2 separate regions of the Homo sapiens genome follow, and region 2 is linked to region 1. A link is a contact called in ENCODE Hi-C or POLR2A ChIA-PET data. All regions are on one chromosome and are shown on one strand. Each heading gives the region's core, a stretch centred on a gene start or an enhancer-like site at or near the end of the contact. The rest is flanking DNA. Distances are from core to core; before and after follow the strand shown.

Region 1 (6,468 bases), core at 1,039-3,538:
TTTGGCTTCTTTGATGAGTACTTTGATTATGACGAAGTCCAAGCCAGCTTCTGTCTTTGTTTGCACTTTGCTGGTCTGTGGTGGCTTTCTCCCCACCCCTGCTTTCCAGGCCTGGAGGTGGTGGTGAGGTGTGGTCATCTCCAGCCATGCCTGCCTCTATGTCCCATGGCATCACAAGGCATGCTGTCCTGTGACAGCTAGGGGATAGTCAACAGAAACAATAGAATATTTAGCCTTGATTGCTTGACCTAGTTTTGGTGGTGGTGTTTCAAGCAATGTGAGTATTATCAGGGGAAATCTTTCAGCCAACCCAGTGGGCTTTGTTAAATTAATTTAGGAACTCGTGTCACATTATTTCCTCCTCACTATTAGGCTAATAGATACCTGAAATATCAACAGAAAAATATACAGTTAACAGCTAGCATTTAGAGTTCACTTCCTCGTGCCATTTTTAAATGCTGTATAATTCTGTTAACAATATTATTTGTATCCCCATTTTCTGGATGAAAAGACTGAGGCACGGAGAGGTTAGGTAACTTGCCTGAATATTTGTATGTCTGGCAAGTGGCAGAGATGGGACTGAAAGCAAGTATTCTGGCTCCATGGTCCATGATCTGGGCCACTATGCTACATGTCCAGTTATTACTTTAATGCTTTAAGCCATAGTTGTCCAATCTGTCTTTCTTTGGTTCGGGGTTAGACTACGAATGAGTGTATCTGGGATGAAGAGCCTTTGGATTTTTTTTTTTTTTAAATGTAGTCCTAGGAGGAACTCTTCCCAGTCTGCTGGAGCTGTCTCTGAAAGGTACTATGTCATTTGGTTCAAAGTCTGTTCGGCTTTAATCCCTTGCTTGTATATATTCAGGCAATATGGGGAAGGAAAAATATGTTCATACCCAAAAAGTTTAGTAATGCTGCAAAATGCTAGATTTGGATTGACTCTGGCTCCATTTCAAGGACATGACAGTGCCTTGATCTTTGCTTTTGAAGCCTTCTTGTCAGCAACATTGGCAAGTACACCTTTGAAAATTTATATCTGAATTCTTGTGTTTTGAAAAAAAAAATGTTTGTTAGTGTTTCTCTTCTTGAACACTGGTTGATGCTTTGCCAACTAGTTAAAAGTCTGCAAATCTGAGTGCTGGCTGAGAAGCTAAGCTTGCTATAACTAGTTATCCCCAGATGGCCAGATTCTGTTATGTACCACTTTTATAGATGCTCAGTGGTTGCCTACATGGGGTTATGAGGTGTACTGTTCCACTTGTTTTTGCCAGGCATGCACAGTACATTATTTGATAGGCTGGGACAGATGGTATAGCTCAAATGAAAATGATGAGGGAGAAAAGAAAGTGAAAAAAAAATAGAAAAAGGGCATTTGATTTTCTAATTCACATTTCGGAAGTGAATTTTAGCGTCTGTGATTGACTAATAAATGCAGTGTTGCTGTAAGACTTGAATTCATGAACGTCTGTTTAAACAGCTATAACTGAGTAATCAGCAGGAAGCAACCTTTTCCTTCGTGGATGCTGTCCCAAACTTCATGGGGTCTCCTCCAGATCTGAAAATGTTTGGGCCATTGAAAGACATCAAAAATAGATCTGGATATTTCAGAGTATGATATACCACCACCAATACCAACCAAAACAGAAAAATCCCAATTATATTTTTAAACTGGAAGAGAGGGAGGGGAGGTGGTGAGGATACAGAGAGAGAGAGAGAGAGAGAGAGAAGAGAGAGCGAGCCTGGTAAAGTAGTGGTGATAAGGACAATTAATCAGTCTTCGTACAGCTGCTTCCTGACATTTCTGCAAATTGTTGTGGAAAAATTAATGAAGGTTAGATCAGTAATAGTTTCAAGCTTGGCCAGTGGAAAGTATGACAATGTTTCCATCAGCAATTAAATCGGGCTGCTTTCTTTTTTCTATAGGGGAAGTGGTATGATGTATGTTCCCCACAGGAAATGGAAAACGGCAGCTGAACTGTGTGTGAGCCCAGGTATGGAGGAGCATTTGGGAGTGCTCCAGCCGCCTCTCCTTGATTAGCACCACAGATTTGCATTTTTCTGCTGAAAGGATTTTGCTATACAACACGCCGAAATCCTTCCTTTAACAGAGAGTGAGAATCTTGGGATTTTATTGCACGGACATGGATGTACTGTGGATCTAAGCTTTGGGAGCCAGAAAGTGGAACTTATGACAAACAGAAAGTGAAACTCACCTATCTAATTTTATTTTTCAAGCTGAAGGTAGTTCAGTACAGGCCCTGTTCACATCCTGTGTAACCCTATGGGATTTTCCCCAGTATTAGTTAAAAATTTTCCCATAGGGTCACACAGGATGTGAATTAAAGTAAACACTTAACAAGCATGATGAAAAGGAAATTAGCTTTCTAAATGGTCCTTTCACTGTTAACATCCTGAATAGTTATTAGAAACATGGGAAAGGGTCACTTCGGTGTCTCCTTATCAAGTTGTTACCTTATAGTAGAATATATGAATCTTCTTCCCTGTTATATATGAAATGGATTTCCTTGTATGTGAAACTTAAATTTACAAAAGTATTTTTCCTTTTGGAAAACATTAAAAAGCTTAGCAGAAGTTTGTAGATTCTTGCTTCATAGCCTTTTCTGGGGTAGAGGTTTATAAACCCCTTTAAGATTCATAAAAGCTCCTGACTCTTTTCCCCAGGAAAATGCACATAGACACAACATTTTGCAACATTTTTGAAGTTTTGCATATCTCTTACATAGACCTTGAACCCCAAGCATTTTTCTTTTTTTCCCCTTTTTTCTTTTTTTAAAATTTGAGACAGGGTCTCACTCTGTTGCCCAGCCTGAAGAGCAGTGGAGTGATCATAGCTCATTGCATCCTGGGCTCAAGCAACCCTCCTGCCTCAGCCTCCCAAGTGGCTGGGACTACAGGTGCACACCACCATGCCCAGCTAATTTTTTCCTTCCTTCCTTCCCTCCTTCCCGCCCTCCCTCCCTCTCTCCCTTCTTCCCTGCCTCCCTTCTTTCCCTCCCTCCCTCCCTCCTTTCCTTTCTTCTGTCCTTCCTTCCTGACAGGTTCTTGCTATATTTCCCTGGCTGATCTTGAACTCCTGGCTTTAAGCAGTCCTCCTGTCTCGGCTGCCCAAAGTGTTGGGATTACAGGCTTGACCCACCTTGCCTGGTTCCTGGGCATTTTTTAATGGACTGGGTTTTAAAAGCTTTTTTTTTCTTTTCTTTTTCTTTTCTTTTTCTTTCTTTCTTTCTTTCTTTCTTTCTTTCTTTCTTTCTTTCTTTCTTTCTTTCTTTTCTTTCTTTCTTTTCTTTCTTTCTTTCTTTCTTTCTTTCTTGTCTCTCTCTCTTTCTTTTTTTTTTTGACAGAGTTTTACTCTGTCCCCCAGGCTAGAATGCAGTTGTGCAATCTTGACTCACTGCATCCTCCACCTCCTGGGTTCAAGAGATTCCCAGGCCTCACCCACCCAAGTAGCTGGGATTACAGGCATATGCCACCACGCCTGGCTAATTTTTTGTGGAGACGAAGCTTCATAATGTTGCCCAGGCTAGTCTTGAACTCCTGACCTCAAGTGATCCACCCGCTTTGGCCTCCCAAAGTGCTGGGATTACAGGCGTGAGCCACCGTGCCCGGCTTTAAAAGCGTTGTATGGGCAGATAGAAACTTACAGCTACAACCATAAACTGTTAATCATTATAAGTAAATATTTCGTAAGAGGTAATTTTTAGGAAACTTTAAGTGCAATAAAGATTATTTCACTTTTCCACCTAAAGAAGGCTTCCTTGCCTTTAGAAGGGAGCTTGTACATTGGACAAAACATACAAAGCTGTGTTTGAAGCTGGCTGTGTGGCATTCTAGCAGGTGACTTTAGTTGTCCTGCCTCAGATTCACCATGTCTAAAATGGTGGCAACAATGAGGTAATTTGTCACCTGTGTCTGGCAAATAATACATGCTTCATACACATCCCTTCCTTCCTCCTTTGAGATTTAGTTTATTTTTATTTTACTTGTTTTTTTTTTTTTTGAGACAGAGTCTCACTCTGTTGACCAGGCTGGAGTGCAGTGGCGTGATCTTGGCTCACTGCAACCTCCGCCTCCCAGGTTCAAGTGATTCTCCTGCCTCAGCCTCCCGGGTAGCTGGGATTACAGGCATGTGCCACCAGGCCCAGCTAATTTTTGTATTTTTAGTAGAGATGTTGGCCAGGCTGGTCTTGAACTCCTGACCTCAGGCTATCCCCCTGCTTCAGCCTCCCAAAGCGTTGGGAATTGCAGGTGTGAGCCATCCTACCCAGCCAAGATCTACTTTAAGTGTCACTTTCTTGCGCATCATTTTACAATTCTTCAAGGCAGATTCTTATCTTCACTTCCTACTTGGTGTTCTTCCGTTGCCTTGTCAATTTCTTTACTCTTAAAAATTGTGCTGTCATTCATTATTTACATCTCAGAGTGTGAACTTTGAGGATCTTGTACTTATTAGTAATGTTATATTTATCTCCATGCAAGTTGTGTCCAGCATAGTACATAAGACACATGGGCATTTCCTGCTTATTAAATTAGTAATAATAGTCCAATGCTTATTTGAAATGAAATAACTTAGATTTGGCATTGTGATTGTCACTTCATGGTGTATATGTGACTGCTGGTCGTCTCCAAATGAGATCAAATGATCAGCATACAGCCAAAGTGAAATTTAGTGAGAGAACAGAGCCTAGAACTGAAAGTGTGTTTTTTCTAGCATTGGCTACAACCATAGAGTATTCTAAGCTGGAGCCACAGTATTTTAGCCAGAGCTTTCAGTCAGGTTAATTACCAAGTAATTTTTTAAGAAGGTACTATTACATTTCTAAAATATATAGACCTAATCTCTGAGACTCAGAGAAGAAAATTTGGGCCCTCCAACCTTAGTTTGTATTTTAGTCTTTAGAATCCAGGATCAAAGGATAGCTTGAAGAACATACCTATCTGCCTTATTTTGTATTGTTTCTTAAGTCCTCTCATGCCCTTGCTAATACAGTTCAAGTCGAGTTGAACAAAAGTGTGTCCTGTCCTCAAGGAGCTGTCATTCTTCAACACCCACTCCTCCCCACTTTGAGAGAGAGAGATAGCGTGTTTGTGTGTATATGTATATGTACACACACACACACACACACACACACCCTCTGGTGCTATTACAAACATTTTTATAGGGAACTTAAATAAAAATTCATATAGAACCAGAATCTATCTTAGTATTTGAACAACTCATTGGCAGTAAACTCAGTTCCTTCTGTACAGGATTAATGGTTTCCAAGCTGTAAATTATGATTTAGAGCCTTGTGCATTAAGATTGACTTTGAGCCAGGGGAGGCTTGGAAGAGGACAATGTATAGTTTGCTTTAGGAGGTCTTGGAGCACATTTGTGTGGGGAAAACAGCAGTGAGTTAGAGTGAAGAACGAGAAATGCCAGACGCAGGGGATGGTATCTGGTAGTCTATGTGTCCTGTTGTGCAGAGTGCTAGGAAATCCAAAGCGACTTCAGAAGTAGAACTGTGGATTCTTAGCGGTGCTAATAGTGTGAGTTGAGTGATGAGGAGGTGGTCGTAGTTGAAATAGGATAGGATAACAGAGCTCGTGACCATGAGAAGTAGACAAAGAGATGAATTAAGGAAATATAAGGAAGGAAAAAATATATTCTGGAAATGGGCTGAACTGGGGGCAAAGAACAGTAGGGTTGAAGATTTTGCTAAATAAATCATTGGCTGTGAACTCTTGGCTCTCGTGAGATGCATGACCATTCCCTTGCTCAGGCATTTCCACCTCCTGGAAAGCCTTGTCTTTGCCTGTCAGAATATTCAAGCCCTAATTTAACTTCTACCAGCTGCATAAATATTTGTTTCATGACATTAGCTCATAGCAATCTCTTTTTTACTGCACTCATGTACTACTATTATAAATGTAGTAGCACTTAATTGATGTTTAGAGCTATAATTTAAATTTTCACCTGCATGCTTTGTGTCTCCAATAAGGTTCCAAATTTGTATAGAATTGGGTAGTGTAAAAAAAAATCCTCTCTATTGTCCAATACAAAGTTATGTGTATAGCAAGAACTTGGTATGTTATCAAGAGTTTTAAAGGATATTGAGTTTCTATTATGTCCCCAAAACTTTACCAGATGGCACAAAAGAAGGGAATTATAAGACGCAGTTCTTATTCTTAAAGTACAGATAATCAAGTTGGATATTTTGTGCAGAAGACTAGCAATTTGTGATTCAAGAAAGACTCTTGTGGAGTCATCTAAATTATCTAGAATTAAACAAGACCATGCATGTGAAACGCTTAGCACAATGCCTGACAGATAATGAGTACTCCATAATCACTTAAGAGGATCACAGTTATCATTATTAATATTAATGTAATAAGTTGACTAGGCTTCCTGAGCCACCATGCCCAGCTTGAAATTCATAAAGATTAATCTATGTTAGAAATGTCAAGTTC
Region 2 (6,468 bases), core at 1,462-3,961, 130 kb after region 1:
TGGCCATAGATTGCATCAGAGTTCTCACTGACCCAAGCTGGACAATCAATATCTTTCTCTTGGGAATTTGGAATTGGACTTAAAGAAATGGATAACTAGAGATCAGCGTCTGTGTTTGGCTCAGACATGAATTTTGGAGCCATGGTGGCCATACGCAGGGAGAATCAGAACAAGTCAGTGTGTAGAGAAAACCAAAAGGCAATGCCAAAGAATGAACCGAGTCAAAAGAGGCAGGGCTACATCTGCTATTGACTTCTGAGGATGACTTTGCATCTTTACAGTAAGTTCTTGTTTATTGATTAGCCAAACTTTGCTGGCTTTGATGCTTGTAACCAAAAAGACTTTAAAAAGACATGAATAAGTTTTGCCATGGATTTCTGTAGCCCCAATCCACTCTGCATGCCTAACCCTAGTCTCTTTCAGATGCCACCACTCTAAGTCTGGCAGGGCTCCCAACTGCCTATGATGTCATGACCATGACCCCTTACTAGCTCTCAGGGCACTCCCCAAACTATCCTGCCCACTCGTCCAAAATAATTATTCTTTCCTCCTGTGATGTGCTCCTTTGCTTGAGTCTAATCATGCTCTCTCTACTCTAAACACACTTCCCTGGCTCTCTTCCTCCTGTTTCCCTGGACGGCTTCCCAGGCCTGGAATGGTCTACCCTCTCCTCCCGGCCATACAAATACATGTAGATTGGACAGTAGATGTATTTTCTTGTCTGCAAATGGAATGGTTTCTATCTGATGTCCTATGTTAAGGAACAGAAATTATCACAGTGGAAAAAAAAAAGCCTATTGGTGGGGCACAGCACCTCCAGCCACTTGGCTTTGGTGAGCCTGATACAGTATCTGGCCCCTGCTAATATTTGTATTTATGTAATGAAAGATTTACCCAATTAAAATAGATCTGAACTACAAAGGAAATGCTGCACTAAAATGTGTTCTTGGCTCATACAAGGAGAAAGATTCTCCTTCACGGAGGAAGACTTGAAGGGTATCCAGCCCTAGGGAAGTGAACTAGGTCATGCCAGTGTTCTCCCAGGCATAAAGGGTAGGCTCGATTTTGTGATAAATACACAGTATATGATGATTCACCTGACTTACTTCTCTATTTGATATCAGTAAATGATAACAATGAAAGTGCTTGTGTTGGGGGGAAAGTGCAATGAATGCACGGCCGCTTCACCATCTGATGAAAGTATAACCAGGGAGATGCCTCAGACGCTAAGGGCTCTTGGTGAGGGGCCCAACAGGAAGAGAGAAGTGCTACTTTCAGACAGAACGGGACCGAGCATTTCAGGATCCACAGAGCCGTGTCATAAAATATTTCACACGATATGTATGACAAGAAGCCTGAAGAAGCTATGAATTTCCAGATTGATGTGAAAGAAATCCACTCTGTACCTTGTGCCACACAAACATTTAAGTCAATCATTATTGAGCATCAACTGGGTGTATTCTAGCCCCGGGTTTTATCTTTTTTTTTTAACCTTCCTTGTGGTTGCTTTGTCATATTCTTTTTCTTTTATAAGAAGCACTGTTTGGTAATAGCCACAAGAATTGTGGGGGTGGGGAGACCATTTTTACTAAGAGATAGGGTTGTATCCTGCATAGGCAACATAAGGAATGGTAGCAATTTTTTTAAGAGGCTACACATGTGGAAAGGCCTCCCATTGCTTTATCCTCTCCACTGGATCTCTCCTGTATTCCTTCTGCCTTCCTGTTATTCCTTGCCAAAAGAAATGTTTTTCTGTCATTCTTTGAAGCCATTTTAATTTTGTTCTGGAGTGGGCTCCAATTTGTTTAAGTGTGGGATTGCACGTTGATACAAATAATTACAACTGTTAAAGTTTGAAATAGAGCCCTATTAGGGAAAAACTACAGTTAAAATAAAAGCTTTCATCAGGACAAAAGCTTTTAGGAGGTGGAAGACCCATATGACACTGAAAATTTCATAGTAATTGCCAAAATGCATTTACGAGTTGCTTGTTGCCAACACTTGGTGGGCACTGTGCATAACAGTGATAAACCTCATGGATTTAGCAAGTTAGCGCCACTAGACACTCTCTAAAACACAGCCACAGCGCCAGTATTGGGTTCCAGTGGACAAAGAAAAAGCCTTCTCAAGGGAATGAAACATTCATTTTTCTAATTATTCCCCAGGCCAAAGGTTGAGTGAGTAACTTCCCAGGAAATCCACAAGCCTCAGCTCTGGACTCTTCATCCTCACGCCACTCACTCAGCTACTCTCTGTTTGCAGTAAAAGAACAGAATGGAGCAAGAGTTTTTTAAAATTAGATTATAAAAGACCAAGCTCTGCTGAAATATTGGAGAGGTGGGGATCTGAAGGGAGGGGTGATGTGTCAAAGACTTTCAAGGCTGTATGACCTGATGGAAGATGAAACACAGGAGAAATGAGAGCAGGGATATTGACCAAGGGCCCTCTGATCTGCCGTTGTATTTAAAGCAATGATTCTCCCTCCTTCCCTGGGACCCCTGGGGGTAGATCATCTGAATGCTTGTCTCTTAGGGAAATGGTATGGGGTGGAAAGCGGCGAACGCAGCAAGGGTTCAGGAAATGCCTGGCTTGTGAGTGGAGGAGAGGATTCTAGCAACTCTTCATGCTTCCAAGTGATGTCATTGGGAAACCAATCCTGGAGAAAGGGGGCCGTCGCTGATAAAAATCACTGTGGAGAAGATGGCCTAGAAGATCCCGAATCTTAGTCCTCATGCGCCCCCTCGTGTAGGATGTGGGGTAGTGCCTTGGTTGCTGGGTGGTGAAAAATCTGTCATTCTCAAGGGACCACCGTTGGAGAAAAAGGGACGTTGAGGGGGAAATGCATGAGAAATAGAATAAAGTTAAGTAATGAGTTAATTTTGCAGTTGTGACAATTGTAGGCTACAAATTAATAGTTGATTTAAAAAAGCAAGTAGCTTTGAAAGCCCAGGACTAAAATGCGAAGAAACTGAGCAGAATCGCCACTGTGTAGACCAGAGCTTCTCAAACTTCAATGTGCATATGAATAATCATCCTGGGAGCTTGTTAAAAATCTAGATTTTTTATTTACTAGTTCTGGACGGGGCCCTCGATTCTGTACCTTTAACAAGCTCCCAAGTGGTGTAGAGGATGCTGGTCCGTGGACCACACTTTGATAACACTTGCAATAGTGTGCAGGACTGACCTGTCCCCTCAGATAAGCCTGTTTGTATTGGAGGGTTCTGAAGTTCAGCTAGAACTTCTATCTCCACCAGATCTCCCAGGATCCCTGCTAGCACACTATACAGTAATTCCTTCATTTATTGGTAGTGCGGTAAATTTGTCAGCTCAAAGATAATTACCTTTTATTTCCTGAACTTAAGTAGCATTTACCAATAGCACTTACTGTTTGTAATGTTGAATTGTTAATTGCTATATATTACCTTGTGATTTCAAGAGTTTATTTTGTTTTTGCAATGAAGTGGTCCTGCATAGTTTAGGGTGTTTAAGAGACAATTACAGAATTAGTTGATTGGCTTCTACTATAAGCTTTGATTTGAAAAAATTACAAATCTTTCTCCTAAGTGTGAATTTTGAATTTGAGGTGGCAGAGGGAGGAAGGGTTAGGTGTCTGAAGAAAGTGAAGAGAGGATGTCTAGGGATAATTTGGACATCTTGTAGCATTCAAGATAAATATATTCAAAGTTTTACCTAAGGCTTTTCTTAGAGTTAGATGTCTTGTTTTGAATTCGACTTAGGTTCACACTTAAAGTTACTCTATGTAAAAATGTTCAGACATCCTGAGCAGACATAGAACAACAACAAATGGATTTGATAACAGAATACAAGATAGAATTAAAGATAAAGTCCTTATGTGCTTTGAAGAAATAAAAGATGAGATTTCAAGTCAAGGAAAATAGATTGTACACCTAGTGACAAGACCTCTTTATTTTCATTTTGAAAGATCACAGAGTGACTACAATATGAAAAGATTGTGTGTAGGCTATCATTTCATGCTTGAGAAACAAATAGATGAAGATCATTTCATGTACCACTGGGCTGGGTGTTTAGAGACAAATGTGTTTCTTACCTGCTAGTGTAGACCAGTGAGCAGCAGGAAAGGATATACATTCCCAGCCATGGGCAATCCTTTATCCGCATGTGTGGCCAAGGATTTTTCATACTGTCTTACATTGGCTGGGAAAGTTGACTTCTGAGTTCCCTGACAAATCTGAGATTCTATGACTTTATTAATCATAACTATTAATAACTACAGGTTATATGTTAATAGTTATAGTGGTTATAATTATTAGTTATAATTATTATTTTGTGCAATAGATTCTCAGAATCTGAAGCACCATAGAGGTTAAAAGAGGTAATAGCCATCTTCCTGTCTATAACAGTCTCCTTTTCAACATCCTGGGAGTTATCAACAGCAACTACAGGTTCTGCTCAAACACCTCCAACAAAATAGAACTCCCTAGGTCCCACAACCATTTTTGCTGTACAGTGTTTTCCTGTCATAAGAAAAATAATTTGCATTCACTGTAATAATTTTAGAAAACAAAACCAAAATGTACAAAATAAAAATTAAAAATATCTGTAATACTATCACTCAGAGATAAACACCATGAACATTCTGATGTATGTGCCCAGGTGTGCGTATGTGTGTGTGTGTGTGTGCATGTGCATGCGTGCACATGCGTGCATGGGTATGCACACCTTTATTCTAAAAGAATTGTACTACTCATGTTTTAGAACCATCTTTTATCCTTTTTCATTAAGTATTTGTCCATAATATCACCTTTAAAAGTTCAATAAGCATATTTCGTTTTTAAATAGCTATAATTATTAGGATTTTTCCTTTTATCAAGCTAAACCTTACCTCTTTATAATCTATATGCCTTGCCCCTTTCTCTGTCCTCCAGAGCCAGATGCAATAAAAAGTCTGATCCCTCTTTTGCAGGACAACCCTTTAAATATGTGAAGACTGCTTTCTGGTCTTCCCACCAGTCTCATTTTTAATTTTTTAACTCCCTTATTGAAGTAAATTGGCATATTTAATGTACAGTTTGATTAATTTTAATATAGGCATACACCTGTGAAACCATCACTAAAATCAAGGCAAGAAACATATTCACCTCCTAAAGTTTCCTTGTGCACCTTTGTGTACCTGTGTGTTTGTATCAGGCAAGAATATATATTTATTGTACATACACACCATGGACTATTATGCAGCCATAGGAAGAAACAAGGTCATGTTTTTTGCAGGGACATGGATGGAGCTGGAATCCATTATCCTCAGCAAACTAACACAAGAACAGAAAACCAAACAAATGCTGCATGTTCTCACTTATATGTGGGAGCTGAACAATGACAACGCATGGGCACAGGGAGGGGAACAACACACACTGGGGCCTGTTGGTGGCAAGGGAGGTGAGGGAGAGCACCAGGATAAATAGCTAATGCATGCAGGGCTTCATACGTAGGTGCTGGGTTGATAGGTGAAGCAAACCACCATGGCACATGTTTACCTATGTAACAAACCTGCAGGTCCTGCACATGTATCTGGAACTTAAAATAAAATAAACATTTTTTAAAAAGAATATTCATTTATTTATTTATTTTTGTAGGAATATTTAATGTGATATACTCTCTTTAACAATTTTTTTTTTTTTGAGATGCAGTCTCACTCTGTCACCCAGGCTGGAGTGCGGTGGCGCAGTCTCGGCTCACTGCGACCTCTGCCTCCCAGTTCAAGCAATTCTCCTGCCTCAGCCTCCCAAGTAGCTGGGATTACAGGCACCTGCCACCACGCTTGGCTAATTTTTTGTATTTGTAGTAGAGATGGGGTTTCACTATGTTGGCCAGGCAGGTCTCTAACTCCTGACCTCAGGTGATCCACCCGCCTGGGCCTCCCGAAGTGCTGGGATTACAGGCCTGAGCCACCGCACCCAGACTCTTTAACAAATTTTTAAGTGCACAGTGCAGTTAACTATAGGCATAGTGTTGTAAAGCAGATCTCTAAAACTCATGCATCTTGCATCATTGAAACTTCATACCCATTGAACAACAGCTCCCAATTTCTGCCTCTACCCAGTCCCTGGCACCACTGTCCAAGTCTTTGCTTCCCTAAGTTTGACTATTTTAGCTACCTCATGTAAGAAAAATCATGCAGGATTTTTTCCTTCTGTAACTGGCTTATTTCACTTAGCATAATGTCCTCCAGGTTCATCTATGCTGTTTCATGTGGAAGGATCTCCACATGGCCGAGTAATATGCCATTGAGTGTATAGACCACATTTTTTATCCATTTATCTGCTGATGGACATGTAGGTTGTTTCCATGTCTTGGTCATTGTGAATAATGCTATAGTGAACATGGTTGTGCACTATCTCTTTGAGATCCTGATTTCAATTTTTTTTTTGGATATAAACTCAGAAGTGGGATTGCTGGATCATATGGTAGTTTTATTCAAAAAAATTTTTT

What was found. A loop is a pair of places that touch in the nucleus more often than their neighbours do. ChIA-PET counts read pairs that join two places held with the same protein, here RNA polymerase II (POLR2A). Pooled maps may share reads with other maps.
Region 2: a loop to region 1 is called in a map of endothelial cell of umbilical vein, with 7 times the contacts of the local background. The contact joins two enhancer-like sites. A Hi-C loop is called at or near these places in 6 of 168 maps with a recorded cell type or tissue (Caco-2, K562, MCF 10A and 3 more), 22 of 37 single-sample maps with no recorded cell type and 15 of 50 pooled maps. POLR2A ChIA-PET finds 5 or more read pairs at or near these places in 4 of 52 experiments (GM12878, H1, activated CD4-positive, alpha-beta T cell and 1 more).

The regions. Positions count from the first base shown.
Region 1 is chr6:142,815,556-142,822,023 of GRCh38, reverse strand. All of the region lies in intron 2 of HIVEP2 (HIVEP zinc finger 2), which reads left to right. Among named protein-coding and RNA genes, the nearest start is that of HIVEP2, 130 kb to the left of the region's middle. RefSeq lists an enhancer at 1,849-2,318. Within about 2 kb of position 2,288, at least 10 of the 41 ENCODE cell types and tissues checked have a DNase peak (open chromatin) inside an H3K27ac peak, as active enhancers do; they include endothelial cell of umbilical vein, where a contact is called at or near this core.
Region 2 is chr6:142,689,319-142,695,786 of GRCh38, reverse strand. No RefSeq gene overlaps it. Among named protein-coding and RNA genes, the nearest start is that of HIVEP2, 250 kb to the left of the region's middle. Within about 2 kb of position 2,711, at least 2 of the 41 ENCODE cell types and tissues checked have a DNase peak (open chromatin) inside an H3K27ac peak, as active enhancers do; they include endothelial cell of umbilical vein, where a contact is called at or near this core.